4 separate regions of the Mus musculus genome follow, and all the other regions are linked to region 4. A link is a loop called in an ENCODE intact Hi-C map of the cell type or tissue named here. Cell type or tissue: left cerebral cortex. All regions are shown on one strand. Region 1 overlaps Gm36722. Region 2 has its middle 47 kb from the start of Gm36656. Region 3 overlaps Gm46016 (a long non-coding RNA gene). Region 4 has its middle 16 kb from the start of Gm38991.

Region 1 (4,000 bases), 630 kb after region 4:
ACCTCAGGCTCTGGCAGGGACTGAAGCCCAGTGCCAGGTTGAGGTAGTAATGTTAGGACTCATGGCATTTTTCCACCACTGCCTAACCCAGAAAAGTGAGGGGGAAAAAAGCAGGTCCATTAGGCTTCTGACCATTTCAGGCTGGAGATGAATTACTCCTGGGGCCTCTTGTCAGGGCGCAACCCTGGGTTGTTGCCAAAGGCCCATGCTATCACCAAAGTCTCCCAGAGTCCTTGTCCTTCAAGATGATCCTTCCACGGACTCAGCATGTACCCCCGTCTGAGGTCAGACTTTAGGCTGAGAGACACCAGCCAGCCCTAGCTCCAGGTCCTGGAATGATGGCATTCAGGATTTTTTTCTTCTAGGTGGGCACTCAACTAAGAGACACTCCAGCCTTCCTAGGACCAGAAGGGCTGTCATTTAGCGGCCATCTAGAATACAAACTTGTCTGCCTCCAGGCATAGCCAAGCCACTACATCCCATCATACAACTGTAAACAGTATACTGGGCAGTGGGGGCAGGGGGCTAGACTCCTTGCACCTCAGAACACTGTTTTGAGCCATGTCTCTAATTGGTATACCTCACCCTCAAGGGGCTCAGGCTAGCCAAGGTGGATGAAACTTATGATAAACGGTCCCAGGAATGGAAACCCAGGGCTCAAAATTGGAAAAGCTTGGTAGGGTGTTTCACCCCTGACCTAGACAACTCTCTCTGGGAGTCTTCTGGAGATTCAGCAGGAGGTAGAGGACCTCTGAGTCTTAGATGCAGTCTCAGGGGTGGTCAAGATTGCCTCTTTGGCTCTTGGGAACGTTGAAGGGGTCATAATCTGACCACCCAGTTTCAAGGTGAGTCTCCTGACCGAGATGCCAACTCTCAGTTTCCCCCATGGGCTGGCACTGAGTGTTTGGATGTTTCTCTTTATTCATCTCCTTCCTTCCTCTGTCTATTTTTAGGGGTTTAAGAAATTATTCTCAGAAACGCGGCACCTCCCAAAGGTAGACGTATTTAACTTAAGACATTTACTACCCAGCATAATTCAAAGTGGACCAGAAGTTCCTAGGTACTTGCACAGACACTGAAAACCCATTGTTGCTTTTTAAAAAGATAACCGCGTCTCTGTGAAGAGTAGAGGGAACGATTTCTACATAGTAGATCTTTCACAGAATTCTATATCCTCTACCATGCTCAGGCTTTTCCGCCCTCTAGTAGAGTGAGAAAACAGCTGGACCGCTGGATGAGGCGGTGCAAGGAGCCGCGACGTCTTACAGCACAGGTTACTGTCCTGAGCGTGCCTATGCAACACTTCTCTGGCCTTTCCCAGAACCTAGCAACCCTTAGCGCTTGCCTGAACGCGGCTCTTTTCCCATCGGGATCCCCTAACAGCGATATGAACTGCAGAAAGGGTTGCTTGCCGTCGGGATAGTCGACAGAAAATATTTACAATAATAAAGTCAGGTCAAATGCCAGGCAGACTTCATTCAGATGTCAGAGAAGTAGGACCCCACACACACCCTTCCCCTGAGGTTCTTAAAGAATCGAAAGGCCTCTGGGAGGGACAGACTCATGGGGACACCTGTGCTTGTGTGTTTACCATCTGAGTAGATCCAGAAGGAGCAGAAACCAAAGAAGTACAATAGGAAGAACTCGAAAATGCAGCCTCGGCAGCCAGGAATTATCTGCAAGCTCTGATTTCTCAAACATATGGCTCTGCCCTTTTTTTCCCCCCTGTAATGACATGTGAACTTCAGAGTTACTACTACCAGACGCCATTTCTTCCTATACAGAGCCCTTCATTTTCACGGAGAGTCCATCAGTTGGCATTTCTCCATGTCAGGCCCTGGAAACAGCGGTCAGCCCGGCTATACAAAGTTTTTATTGTTGAAATCTTGTTAGATGCAGAGGGGCAAACCCCACAACCTAGTACCTCGCCAGGTTAAGGAAGTTAAGGTCCTGCATTCAGGTAGCATTCAGGTAGCTTCAGGGTCTACTTTGAGTTGGGTGAGAATTTGGGGAACCCTTCTCTTTTAGTTACACCCAACCTTACAGCAGAAGGGAAGATAAATCCTAGGGAAATATAAGGAGTAGGCTGACCTTGCCTACTTTCGCTGTTTCAATGTTCCATCCGTAGAACGACCTGAAAAACTATGCACATGTTGGGATCCCCCAAAGGTGAATGGGTGCATGTAGCTAAAAGAACTCAGCAGAAATGGGAATCCAGGCGGTGCCAAGACGGCCGAGTCTGTTTGAGTGCCCCATCGGGCAAGGCAGTGTGGTCGCAGCGTGCACTCCGCACAGCCCGTGTTGTGCGTGACAGGCTGTCGCTGCAATGTGCAGTCCATTGACACTGATGGATGCGCCAATGGTTGGACGGACAGATGTTAGGGCGGATCACACAGTGCGCGGCGCCTGAGCAGGGAGGGCTAGGCACTGGCAAGCAGGGGTGAGGACGGGCGACAGGGGAGCCGCTTGGGTCACGGCACGAGGGTATGAGGGGTGGGGGTGGGCAGCGAGAGAACGAAGGTTGAGAGAGCACCAAAAGAAAGCAAAGGGAGAGGGAAGCATCCTTTGGGCGAACTCCCGGTGCGTGGTACCCAGCGCTATGAACACGTCGCCGCCGCCGGCGTGCCTAGATGGGCTCTCCCCGCTTTGAATGTAAGCCAGACCTTCTGGGTCTGACCTCCAGGGACAACGACCCTCCTTCAGGTCAGAGGGGCGCCGCGGCCACCTGAACCGTAAGGCCAACGGCGGGGCCAGACGACTCACCGATCCCTCGCTCGCAAGAAGCTTTACGCGCCGAGGCCCGCGTCTCCACGGCCTGGAGGAGACGCTGCTTCGGCCTCTGAGGCCGCAGGCATCAGACACCCCAGGCGCACCCACCCACGGGTACGCGACACACACACAGGCAGCTCGGGAGCTCAGCCGCAGCCGGCTTCTGGCTCTCGACTCCGCCCGGGATCCACACCGGGTTAACTCAACTCTCGAGCGCCTAGGCGCTGGAGCCGGCTTTATAGCCCCGGAGGACAGCAGCCACACATCTGCATTCAGGGAGGCGTCTGGACCCAGCCCAAGCCGGCCGGCCGGGGGCGAGCGGAGACTTTTGATCTTACCGGTAGGGTGAGATCTTGGTCTCCTGGTCTATAAGAAAAAGAAAGCACGCTGTGAACTTTTAAAACAAACTTGAAAAACCAACCACAAAGAAAGCATGAAAAAGAGACAGGGCTGAATAAGAGGGAAGAGAAGAATAAGTTTAAAATAAGAGGAAGAAGAAGAAAAAAAGAAGCAAGAAAGGAAGGCCAGGGTTTGCAGCTCCCAGTGCGCTCAGGCAGCTAGTCCTGGGGCGCAGGGTGCCGGCCCTCGGGTAGACTGTGGGCCTCGGGGCTCACGTGGGTTTCAGGGTCCCAGCCGGAGCACCCAGATATAGTGCTGCTCCCGGGAGCTGGGGGCCCAGAGGCCACCCCAGCCACCGCCGCCCAGAGCCCGCTGCGCCGCGGCCGCCCCATTCCCGGCCTAAGAGCTGGCCCAGGGAGACGCAATCGAGCCCGCAGCGCATCGATGCGCCGCCGCCCGCGCCTCTCAAGCTCTGGCTGGCGCTCAGCCGCCACCGCTCGAGGGTCGCCCGCGTGAATTCCAGCCCACCCGCGCCCTCACCACCAGAGTAAGTGAGCCCACGTCGCCCTGTCGCCACCGCAGCCTTCCAGCCGCCTCCTTCCCGGGGCACATCGGCCGAGTCTGCCCGGAGCCTCTGCGACCCCAATCACTCAATCAATAATCAATCCCCTTCGTCCAGAACTGCCCCTAAGCTGGGAGCGGCTGGGGCAGTACCCTGTCCAGGGCGCACCCCGGCGGGGGATGGGCAGGGGAACCCGAGTTTCTTCTCCCTCCCCCGTTCCCGCCTTGGCAACCTCCGACGCAGTGGGTGGGGGGCGCGGCCAGTAGCCCAAGGGGGCGAGACGCGGGGTGCTGAGACGGTGATCGTCCCAAAGTCAGTAAAGGAAACTTG
Region 2 (4,000 bases), 810 kb after region 4:
AGCCCAACAGCACCAGTAATTGAGTCAGTTGGTGCCTGTCAGGCACCAAAACTGCAGATTTGATCTGGCCAGTGCTGCCAGTCCTGGTCAGGGTGACTGGAAGCTGGCTCTGGGATGCTTTGGGGGATGTCTGCACCAATGAAGCAAACAACCTCTGAGCATGGTGAGCTGTGCCAGCCACCAGACCAACATAGCTCCAGACTGGAGGGAGAGCATCGTGCAGGTTCCAGGAACTGTATATACCATACCTTGCTGGGGGTCTCTTCGATTGCTCCTTTTTGCTTCTATATTTGCATCTCAAAAGAAGGTGCTGAAAGCTGCCCACAGGGATGAAGGGTCCTATGTCTTTCAATTGATCCTGGAGAGGGGCAAGCTTGAGTGCATATCTCAACTGTCACATCTCTATGTGAGTGTAGCTTCTCGCCTCCCCAAGACTCAGTTTCCCAAGCTGCAAGATGTGCATCCTAAACTCTTCCCAGCAGCCCATGGTGGGTGGTGGGTGGCTTATGCTTGGTCTTTGCAGTCTCTAAGCTGGAGGTGTCACCTGACTTGGCAGCTGCTGTGGCCAAGGTCCCCTACTGCTCATTCCCTTGTTGGCTCAGCCCAAGATCCATTAGCACTTGTCTTGGCTCAGACACTGGGGGCCAGTGCTAGAAACCGGAATGATGTGGCTTTTACCCCATGAAGAGGGTATGTTCTTTGATGAGAACGTAGGTTCTAAGACAGATCAGAGCAGGAGAGAGATGGTTGTGCAGTTAAGAGTTTTTCTCTTCCATACCTGAGTTTTGAGTGCTGCTCCCAGCACACACATCTGGTGGCTCAAACTGCTAATAACTCCAGCTACAAGGGATCTGATGCTCTCTTCTGACCTCCTTGGGCATGATATACATATATGGCTCTTGTGCATGTGCAATTGCACACACACACACACATACACACAGACACACATCACACATACACACAGTCACACACATCACACATATAACTTGCTTACACATGCAGACACACACACAATGAAAATGAATCTAAATAAACAACAACAAGTAACTAGAGTTCATTTAGAACCCCGCTGTGGCTTTGGAATGACCTATAAAGAGAGTAAAACACAGACATTTTGAATGGCCTATAAAGAGAGTAAAACACAGACATTTCCATAACTAGATAGGATTCCTATAATGTGAGCCTAGTACTGATCCAAGAGGGACATATTATTCGTAAGGGCTCCTGTGGCACAGGTTTCTTGGGGTGCCACAGTCACATATGGGAGTCCCAGGAGTGGCCAGAGAACCTTTGTCCAGACATGACTGGAGTATACATCTGAGAGACTTCCTGGGGTGGGATTCACCTTCCTCAGGGCAGTGTAGGCTGACAGAGCACTGGAGGCAGGGTGCTATCTGAAGCATAGAGAGGTTGATCGCAAGGTCTCCAGAGCTGTGTGAGGAGGTCTGTCCTTGATCAGAAATGCACCCCCAAAGCACCATCTCACAGCCCTCAGTAGCCCAGGTCTGTCTCACACTGTGAAAGCCACCTCTCATCACTGACACCGACAGTCCCGTCCCCAGCAACGGGGAGCAGAAGGGCTGAATGCCTCCCACATTTCCCAAACCAAAGTCATTTTTAGAAATGTTTAAATCAAGGCACAGCACGCCTACAGTGATCTGTCACGTGAAGTGCTCCACGGTCCATTTATCCATCCTCGTGGTGACGGACGTTGGGATGGCTCCCAGATTGGGGCAATTATATACGGTACTGCTGGTGGCAAGCACGCTTGTTTTTGCTGGGTTTATTTCTGAAGGGTGGAGGGTGTTCGGTGTAGACACTGTCAAATGCCTTTGCAAACTGATTGCTCCAATTCTTCCTGTCACCAGCAGGGCCCGAGAGAGCCCCTGTGGTCCAGGGCCTCCGAATGCAGGCTGCATTCTGTGCTTGTGATTCTGTATGGTGCTGTCTGGTCCGGGTCTCAATGGCACTTTGTTGGTTTTTAACTGGTTATAACCAGGATGGAACCGCTGCTCATTTGCTCGAAGATGGTAGCTTGCAATGCACTTTTGTGAAGTGTCTCATACATTTTGTGAAGTGTCTCTCTGACTTTTCTATTAAAAATATTTTATTTTATTTTCTATAATTATGTATATGTGTGTGTATGTATATATGTATGTATGTATGTATGTATGTATGTGTGTGTATATAAGTGCAGTTTTGTACAATGCATTTGAATGCAGGCACCTGAAGAGACCGGAGGAGGGCATTGGATTCTAGGAGCTTGAGTTAAAGGCTGGTGTGAGCTCTTTGATGTGGGTACTGGGAATGAACTTGGGTCATCTGTAGAGCAGTACACACTCTTAACTCTTGTGCCATCCCTCCAGCCCCTACAGCCTTTCAGGGTTGTTTCTCACTGGCTCATGGGAGTTCTCAGACTCTCTGTTCCAAAGTCACCTTTTAAGAGTGATAAATTTGGCCACTCATGTTGACAGATGTGGATGCCCCTCTTCCCCTAGCCCACCTCCTTGGTCCTTATTCCTGCAGAGATTTAGATAATTCCTAAGGTGCAAAACATCACGGCACAAAGCATGGTAGCATCCAGGCAGACATGGTGCTGGAAGAGCTGAGAGTTCTACACCTTGATTGGAAGGCAGCCAGGAGGAGACTGTCTTCCGCGGGCAACCAGAGGGAGGGGCTAGATCACACTGGCCCGACTTGAGCATATCTATGAGACCTCAAAGCCCCACCTCCACAGTGACACACTTCCTCTAACAGAGCCGCACCTCCTCCAGTAAGGTCACACCTCCTAATAGTGCCACTTCCCATGGGCCAAGCATATTCAAACCACCACAGGGACTTACTGTGCATGAGGTTTTGTTGCCTTGACCCATAGTTGGATGGGTCAGGCCAGGCTTGTCCCTCTCTAGATTAAAAACATAAGCCCATATGTATGCTGATGCACTGTACTGTCAGAGATGGATTCTGGCTTCTCCCTGTTAGGTCTGCGCTTACCCTGTCCTCTTGTATCCCACATTCTTTCCCAGTCCTTTCTTTTTCTTTTTTGTTTTTTAAATTTATTTTTGATTGCTTTCTTCTCCCTCCCAAGTGGGACTGAGGCATCCTTACTTGGACACTTCAGCTTATTGACCTTCTTGAGTTCTGTGGACTGTATCTTGGGTGTTCTGTAATTTTTTTCCCTACTATCCCTTTATTAGTGGGCAAACTGGTACAACCACTCTGCAAATCAATCTGGAGATTCCTCAGAAAATTAGAAATAGATCTGCCTGAAGACCCAGTTATACCACTCCTGGGAATATACCCAAAGCATGCCCCACCATGCCACAGGGGCACATGTTCAACTATGTTCATAGAAGCCTTTGTGTGTGTGTGTGTGTGTGTGTGTGTGTGTGTGTGTGTGTGTGTGTGATAGCCCAAAGCTGGAAACAACCTAGATAACCTACCACAGATTAAAAATGTGGTTCATTTATACAATGGAATACTGCTCAGCTATTAAGAACAAGGACATCCTGAGTTTTCCAGGCAAATGGATGGAACTAGAACATATTATCCTGAGCGAGGTAACTCTGACCTAGTCCTTTCTTAGTCCTTCCTTTGATTGTTTCCTTGGGCTCCTTCAGGTTCTTTCCCTTGTATTGGTTTCCAATGGCTGTGATCGAATACCAGACAAAGGCAAAACAATTGTTTAGGATCCACTGCTTTTATGCCTGTTGTGAGGGCTAAAACTTCTTGGTCATGGGGTTTGGCAGAGGAAGGAAAACTGCTCACCTCAGAGAAACCAGGAGGCAGAGACAGGAAGAGGCAGGACAAGATGCACTCATCAAAAGCAGTCACTCAGTGACCTTTGACCTCTGCACAGGTACCATCTTCTAACAGCAGAGTCACTCATGCGCTTGGCGGTGGGTGAATGAATGCATTGGTGGAGTTAGTAACTTCACAATCCAGTCACCTATCAGAAACACTCCCAGGTGAGACCAGAGCTTCCGACACTCAAGAGTTT
Region 3 (4,000 bases), 120 kb after region 4:
GAATTTGCACAGATCCAGAAATTAGAACAATCTAAATAAGTGTCAACTCTTGATACCAGGGTAAGAAGGAGGATTAAGTGAGTGTCCCCCAAATCTGTCTTAACTATGTAACCCTGTCATTCTTGAAACTTTTTGACTCTCCTGCCTCACCACTCCTCACCCCAGTGAGCTTGAATTGCAGGTTGTCCCACCATACCTGTCCAGGTGATGGTATTTCATTTACATGACAAAGTTATCTGGAATACTTGTAAAGAGTCTTTTCTGTTGCTGGGATAATAAATGAATACACTTCTTTGTATTTGTGGTACTGGGTATTAAAACTAGGATCTAATGGATGCTAGGAAAGTGCTCTACCACTGAGCCACACCCTCCAGCCCCTCACTGGGGGATTCTAGGTAGGGGCTCTACCACTGAGCCACACCCCCAGCCCCTCACTGGGGGATTCTAGGCAGGGGCTCTACCACTGAGCCACACCCTCCAGCCCCTCACTGGGGGATTCTAGGCAGGGGCTCTACCACTGAGCCACGCCCCCAGCCCCTCACTGAGGGATTCTAGGCAGGAGCTCTACCACTGAGCAGCTATATTCCCTGCTTTAAATCTATACATTTCTAAAGTTCAATATTTCAATAAAGCAAATTCATAATGCAAAACAAAGTATTAATAACCTGTTCCTTTCTATAATCTATTCTCATTCCTATACTAAATCAGAAATCTTCTGAACTCCTCTTTAGGTATTTATCCTCAGGATGTTCACTGCAGTATTAATTATAAGAGTTATCGTAACAGTCCCAGGATGTTCTGGCTAGTTCTATGTCAATGTGACAGAAGCTACAATCCGTTTAGAAGAAGGCTGGGATAATTCTCCTGCCCATTGGCCTGTGGGCAAGCCTGTAGTATATTTTAGCGATTGGTATCAAGAGGGACCCGCTCACTGCAGACACCTGAGCAGGTGGTCCTGGGTGCCATAAGAAGGCAGATTGAGCAAGCCACGAGCCAGTAAGTAGCATTGCTTCATGGCCTCTGCATCAGCTCCTGCATCCTGGTTCCTGCTCTGATTTCCTGCCATGGTTCCCTTCAATGATGGACTGTGATGGGGAACTTTGAAGCCTAAATAAACCCTTTTCTCCCTTAGTTTCTTTCGGTCCTGGTGTTTTATCACAGCAATAGATTCCTAAAGACAAAGGGTGAATGATAAAACGAACACTGTAATTTAACAACACAGCGTGCGCGTGCGCGCGCGCACACGCACGCACGCACGCACGCACGCACGCACGCACGCACGCACACACACACACACACACACACACACACACACAGAGGCATATACAGGCTCACAGAAGCATACATGGAATAATTTAAGCACAATTACAAGTTAGGATCACAAAGTTCACATTTTTGCGTTTACATGCTTAAACGAATGTACTGTTCTCAACATTTCCTACAAGGGGCATATTGTCATTTTGCAAGCCAAAAGACAGAAACCCATCCCTGAAAACATTCCTCTCCTTTGTTTTTAGAGGCAAAGTCCTGGGAATTTGTTTTTGAGATCTGGGACAAGGATTCAGGACTTGCCTGTGAAGCTCCCCACCCCGACAATCCTTAATTAGCAGCCCATGATGGAGAACAGCTCACCAGGCTGAGTGGTGGGAGTAGAGCAGCTGCTGAGGAGGACCAGGAAGCTTAATCAATGTGGGACACATGATCCGCACGGTGGTGGAGCAGCCTGATGCATCCCTCTCCATTGACATCATGTCAATAGCAGAGCTGGTGTTGAACTGTATACATATGGCACTTGAGCTGCAGGCCCCTGGACCCTTAGAAGAGAACACGGACAGAACCCACAGATTGGCATCTCTGGCCCTCTGGCCTATTGGGGTTTATACTGTGGCTAGAAGTCCATGTTCCCTTCCCTGCCACCAAAGTGACCAACTTCTGGATGGGAGGCTTGGAGCCACATATATCCCTTTCTGCAGGTGGGTGTGCTATTTAGGTGGGTAGTGAAAATGCTTTGGGGGTATGTGAGGAAGTGGGTCTCCTTCCAAAACTTCAGAATCAACCCCGTGCACGTTAAATAGTTGGGGATGGGAGGACCTAAAGCTTTGGCCTTGCCTCTTCTCCTCCCTCCCTCCCTCCCTGTTAGCTTAGTTAACAAATAGATAATAGCCAGGGCTCCTGGTCTCTGGTAAGATGACCCCTGAGCCGAACTGGTCCTCCTTTGTACCAGTCTCTTCTCTCCGAAGGAAACCAGAATGGTCCTTCTAAAACTCGGGCTTGCCCATGTCATCTGGGAGCTTTACACTTCAGTGACTTTCTGTGCCCCTAAGATGAAGAGTCCTTTGTGACTCAGCAAGGCTTGTCCCTCTGAGAGTTGTCCTTTTCCACCAGTTCACCCTCCACGCTGATGATGCTCAGTGAGTCCTGTGTGTGCATACATATATGTGTGTGCACATGCATGCATGCTGAGTCTGTCACTTGCTGAGTACACATTATGACAGAGCTATACTCCACCTAATTCTCATTAGCTCAGTACCTTATTTTCTTTCTGGAAATTTCTTTAATACTTACTTTTATATTATGTATATGATTCTTTTGTCTGCACCATGTGTGTGCCTAGTGCCTGAGGAGGCCAGAAGAGAAAGTCAGATCCTCTGGAACTAGAGATTACAGATGGTTGCAAACCACCATGTGGGTGCTGGGAATTGAACCTGGGTCCTCTTGAAGAGCAGAGTAGTCAGTGTTCTTACCCACTGAGCCATCACCCCAGGCCTTCCTTAATTTCTTAAGACTCACCTGGGTCTCCTTACCACACACATATTTTAGCACTTTAGAGTCGTTTAAATCCAGGGTCTGGTTCTGAAGTTTCTCATTTAGTAGCCCCTTTCTCTTGTTCCAGTTGGAGTCCTCCGATGCTGGGTCTGTCTAGGTCAGTATCTAGCATAAGTCTTCAGAGGGACACATGATGGCTCAGTGTCCCTCTGAAGACTTATGTGTTCAGGGCATGGACTCTGTATGGACCACTATGAACTGTGGGCCACTCAGGGGCATGTCTTTGAAGGGCTCCTTCTAGCATATTCTATCTCTTTGTCTCCCTGTCTCTTTCTCTCCCTCTGTCCCTCTCCTTACTCCTCTCTCAAGTGGACTGATCATGGGCTGAACTTTTGGAAACTGAAGGCTCGAATAGATCCTGAAGTTGTTCCTCTCCAGTACTTTAAGTAACACTTGGCCTATCATAGATACTCAATTTATTGAGCCAGTGGTTGAATGAATGGCTACGTCCAGTGAGGAAGGCAAGGCTCCTCTTTCACAAGGGGACAAACACATGGCCTGCAACCAAGGGGAGGTCTTGTAGGAGGCAGGGAGGTAGAAAGGTGATGAGTTTCTTCTGCCTGGCTGCAGGTGATTCCATGGCCTGAGAACCCAGTGAACCAACTCAGAGGGGTCATGACTGAAAGGAGTGAATTGGCCTGAGCCAGGCTGACTCCATGACAGGCTGCAAACCAGTAGTTCAGGAGACCAGGCATGAGTTTCTACTTCCTGGAACTGGGCAAGTCAGTTACTGGAACAACTGCAGGCTTATTTACCCCTCCCCAGCTTGGACAGTTAGCCAAGCTCATAGTCAAGAGTTAGGCCAAGAGCTAACCTCCCTTGAATAAAGCAAAAATAGTCAAAGATGCTTGAAGCAAGACTAACCAATCATAGCATCACCCAGTACCCCCAGAGATAGAACCCACCAATCAAGATATAGATCACCTATCCTTCCCTAAGGTTCCTCTTACTGGCTTTAAAACTGAATCTGTGAATTCAGTTGTGGTCCTTCCTTCCTGATGGAATTGGGCCTCTGAATGCAGGAAATAAATATTCTTTGCTTTTACATACTATTTGAGTCTGGGGTATCATTCTTCAGTGATTCACGGACCCCAACAGTGACCAGAGAGTGTTCTGTGTGCTCAAAAGCCTGGGCTTCAACTCATAGACTCAGCAGTCCGAGCAGACTGAACAA
Region 4 (4,000 bases):
TGGCTTTTGGGTGGGCAGGCTCTAGCACAGGGCAATTGTCCGCCATGAGTGGTGTTTTGGGACTGCTTGGTTTGCTAGGTGCTTAGTCATTTCAGGGCTGGAAATAATATATCCTTAAAGACCCACTCCTAGTGACTTACTTCTCCCAGCCAGATCCCACCCTCCTAAGGTTGACAGAACCTAGAGCTGAGGGACCACCCTTTAGTGCACGAGCCACCACAGCATCCATGCCGAGAGAGAGCTAAATGTGAGACTCACTCGTGTACCACTTGGTCTTCACACTTGCACAACAAACACTTTAGCAGCTGAACCATTTCCTAACCCCCCTTGAAGTCATAATGGAGTTGGTCCATGACTTCTCTGGACCACTGCAGGACAGACTGGAAGCTCTTCCCTTCTAGGCATCTTACAGCTATGGGTGCTGAGGCGGTCCAGCCATATGCCCTAATGTGATGTTATCACGGGGCAGAAGCAGGCTACTAAACAAGGTCGAAGCCTGATGGGACATCAGAGCCCAGGGAGCTGGGCTGTGTAGTCTCCAACTGGCTGCACCTGGCTGGCTGGAGACAGTGGCCTGGGCTCTTGGGAAGAGGTGGTAACCTTACGCATTTCACACACACACACACACACACAACACACACACACACACACACACACACACACACACTCACACACACACAAGATTTCAAAGACAAGAACAGATCAGACTATAAGTTTTCTAAGTGCTATTATTACTTTTGTGGTCCAATATTCAAAATAAGGTGATTATTCACCACCACCTGCCCCCGGGCTTGAATTACCAACTAAGTAGTATTTTTCTGCAGGAGTGTGTATTTGTGATGCTCGCTACCACCGCCTACATGGCAGCCATACATTCCAGGGGCTTCAACAAACTGTTCTTTACTATCTATAGATGGATACATGAGTGTCCCGATTGTATTTTTAAATGGTGTGTGTATTTGATGGGTCTGGGATTAATCAGTAACTAAGGTAGCAGAGGAAGGAGAAGAATAAAAACCACATTCCAGTTCCTGATGAGTAAGTTGTAGGCCACAGAGACTCCACAGCCTCCTGGGGAGGAAGCTTCAATCGAAGCCATCCCAGAATGCAACGGAACAAGCATACATACACATCCACTTAGAGACTCTAGGAATCTGCTAGGTTCCTGGGGGCATCAGTCCCCATCAGTCCTGGGACATCAGAGGTCTCACTGGTTAGGGTGGGTTCATTCCTAAATTCAGGTGTTAAAGTATGATTCAGGTGCCAATGAGATGATCCTGAGACCTTTAAGGGGGAGATTAAGCCACAAGCACCTCCTGTATAAATGGATGAAGGCTTTGTATGACTAAGGCTTAATGATAATTGCCTGGCCTGTTCCTCTGCCTCTCACCAAGTGGAGATTCTGACCTTTTGTCCCAGAAGGCACAGCAACCAGGAGCCCTTTGGAAGCAGAGAGCTAGCAGCTCCCGCCACTCAGACCTCCTGACATTTTAATCTTGGGTTTCTTTTTCTCACAGGCCCCAGCACTATGAAAAGAAAATAATTGTAGTCTTTATGCATCTTGTGCACCAGCACAGATGGACCCTTCAGTCTGTCAGTCCATTGGCGTGCAAGCACACCAACTTAGTCAAAGGTTTTTATGTGGAAGGCCAGATTAGATGGGCTTGTCAAAAACAGATAACATCGGTTTCTGAAACTGAGAATCTTGCTGAGTAGAGCTTCAGGAAGGGCTGGATCTAGGGGTCAGGATGCTGTCAAGAAGGATTCAGCTTCTATCTCCTCGGCCTTGCCTCCTTTATCAGGCAGCGTGGTTGCATTCATTGTGATGGCAAGATGGCTGCCAGCAGCTCCAGACTTTCATGTTTCCTCTCAGGAGCACCAGGAGGGAAAAAGATTTCTCTTTTTATACAAAGACCTGTGATTGAGTGAGGCTGTTCTTGATTTAGGTCCCTGTCCCCACCCCCTGAGCCAGTGTGTGGGATGTGATGTCCTAGTTGTTGTCCTGGACCGGGTCACTTGCCTATCCTTGGAGCTGGGGGTGGGTGGGTTCAGCTCCTCCTAGAGACCAAATGGATGCTGCGTGGGGGGGGGGAGGGGCAGTTCTTGAAGGAAAATCAGGATGCTATTTCCAGCGAAAGGAGTGAAGCGGCTGGGCAGGCAAAAACAACAGATGTCCACTCTGACAGCTTTTCAGCTAACTATTCACAGAAGTCCAGGAGCAAACTCCATCCAGAGAGCAGAGATGGAGGCTGATTTTAGGAGTTTAGCTGTTTCTATTTTCTTTGTGAGATTGGTCCCAGGTCTCCACAATGCCCTTTACGAAGAGCCTGGCTATGTTCCCTATCTCCTTGGCCAGACTACAGCATCTCCTCTGCTCACCTGGGAGGAGCTCTGGGCTTCCCTGTCTGGTGATAGCAGAGACCTTTGCTGTTGGCACTGGCTGGGGACTCTATAGTTCTCCCATGCTTCAGGCCTCTGAGTGTCAAATAGCTGTGTATTGAGTCAGACTCAGATTCTTTAGAACCATGGCCAGAGTGGGCTATCATTTTTTTTTCCTCTCAGATATGCCTTTGTCCCCTTGTCCTCCCAACCTGGGTGCTGCCTCTGGAGATATCTCTTGACACATTCAGTGGGCTGGTGGGTGTCTGTCTTTTCCCTCCCAGTTCTTGCAAATACAACCATTGGGGCCCAAGGAAAGCTGCAAAAGAGCTATGCCTCACCTCTGCATTCTGGTGGCATCAGCCAGGGTTTTATTTACATCTCTTCTTCCTCCTTGGCCTTTCTCCCCCTCTTCCTTCTTCCTTTTCTGACTCTTCCCTTCTCTCCTTGAAGTCCTTCCTCTAAAGGACTCAGGAAGGCATGGCCAGACACTCTGAGTCCCACTGTTGGTATTGCTGTATTTCATTGTTGAAGAGGGGGAGAGAACTGGGAGACGCAGGTCAGAGGCTGCCAGCTGGCTGCTCAGGTCCCATGCTCATCCTGGATTCTCTTGGGAAAACCTGGAAGATGCAGAGGACAGGCCTTGGCTGCACCAAGAGGGGCACCTTGGCTGGCTCAAGCCTGGCGGTGACCTACATAGCCCATCCACCTTTCCCTGCAGGCCTTCAACCTCGCATCCCAGCTGCTGGTCTCCTCTCTTCTTGAGTTCGCCTTGCCTCCCCTCAGAGGCTGATCCCAGTCCCATGAGGACAATTCCTGGGCAGGGAACCATGGATACCTCCTTCCTACTTATTAGGGCAGCCATCGCTCTGATGGAGCTGCGACAGCCCAACCAGAGTCCTCACTGAAATGGGCTTCATTGAAATGCACAGCAGAGCCATCCTGGATTCTTTATGCACTAAACTTAAACTGTGGTAATTTATTCAGATCACTCTGAATTTATCTAGCTAGAGCAACCCCCCATCCCGAATCTTCCTACACACACACACACACACACACACACACACACACACATATATGTTTTAAAGACAGAGAATGCATATTTTAAAACAATAGCCTAGACCTACTTATTCTGCCTGTGGAGGACAGGTGACCCCTTTCTGCCTATCACTTCACACCTGCTCACCTTTCAACTGGGGCATCGCCTGATGCCATTGGGATCTTAGCTTCTCGTAGCCCTCTCTGGGTTCCACCTTCTTCATTCTCTGCAACCGCTGGGACATGACCTTGAGAGCAGCAGGACCCATGAGGCCTCCCCAGGGGAATAGCTGGGGAGCTGCTTATTGTAGAGAAGTGGAAGCAGAGGGAGGGTCACAGGATGTGGGATGAAGGTCACGCTGGGAGGTGGGCATTGTGGGAACAGACTTTCTGGAAACTCGGGTAGTGCTGTCTTCTTCTGGAAGCCTTTCAGCTTGGGGAAAGAGTTGTGGACTTGGGGGGAGGTCCATCGTCTTCTTAAAGTGGCAAGCAGCATGGTGTTTATCCCCACTCCAGGGGAGAAAGCCCATTGCTGTTATATTCAAAGGGCTAGGATAACATATATCTGTGGGAGCCAGCCCTG

What was found. A loop is a pair of places that touch in the nucleus more often than their neighbours do. Peaks named below come from ENCODE experiments on the same cell type or tissue, not always from the same donor. Only the 100,000 strongest peaks of a DNase experiment are listed, where the experiment ranks them.
Region 1: a loop joins it to region 4, with 4 times the contacts of the local background. A loop is called at or near these places in 8 of 42 quality-filtered maps.
Region 2: a loop joins it to region 4, with 3 times the contacts of the local background. A loop is called at or near these places in 2 of 42 quality-filtered maps.
Region 3: a loop joins it to region 4, with 12 times the contacts of the local background. A loop is called at or near these places in 2 of 42 quality-filtered maps.

Annotation. Positions count from the first base shown.
Region 1 is chr7:36,693,094-36,697,093 of GRCm38, forward strand. Gm36722 reads right to left here. Exons shown (of 3, transcript XM_030243157.1): 1 at 2,764-4,000. The coding sequence ends at 3,770. Among named protein-coding and RNA genes, the nearest start is that of Tshz3, 3.0 kb to the right of the region's middle. In left cerebral cortex, no CTCF peak of the experiment used is centred here; DNase peaks (open chromatin) are centred at 1,896, 2,358, 2,652, 2,953 and 2 more places; H3K4me3 peaks cover 2,720 bases; H3K27ac peaks cover 2,917 bases.
Region 2 is chr7:36,865,161-36,869,160 of GRCm38, forward strand. No RefSeq gene overlaps it. Among named protein-coding and RNA genes, the nearest start is that of Gm36656, 47 kb to the right of the region's middle. In left cerebral cortex, a CTCF peak has its summit at 1,857; a DNase peak (open chromatin) is centred at 1,665; H3K27ac peaks cover 1,839 bases.
Region 3 is chr7:36,173,826-36,177,825 of GRCm38, forward strand. All of the region lies in intron 1 of Gm46016 (a long non-coding RNA gene), which reads left to right. Among named protein-coding and RNA genes, the nearest start is that of Gm46016, 4.5 kb to the left of the region's middle. In left cerebral cortex, no CTCF peak of the experiment used is centred here; a DNase peak (open chromatin) is centred at 1,665.
Region 4 is chr7:36,058,538-36,062,537 of GRCm38, forward strand. No RefSeq gene overlaps it. Among named protein-coding and RNA genes, the nearest start is that of Gm38991, 16 kb to the right of the region's middle. In left cerebral cortex, no CTCF peak of the experiment used is centred here; DNase peaks (open chromatin) are centred at 2,040, 2,666 and 3,354; H3K27ac peaks cover 2,363 bases.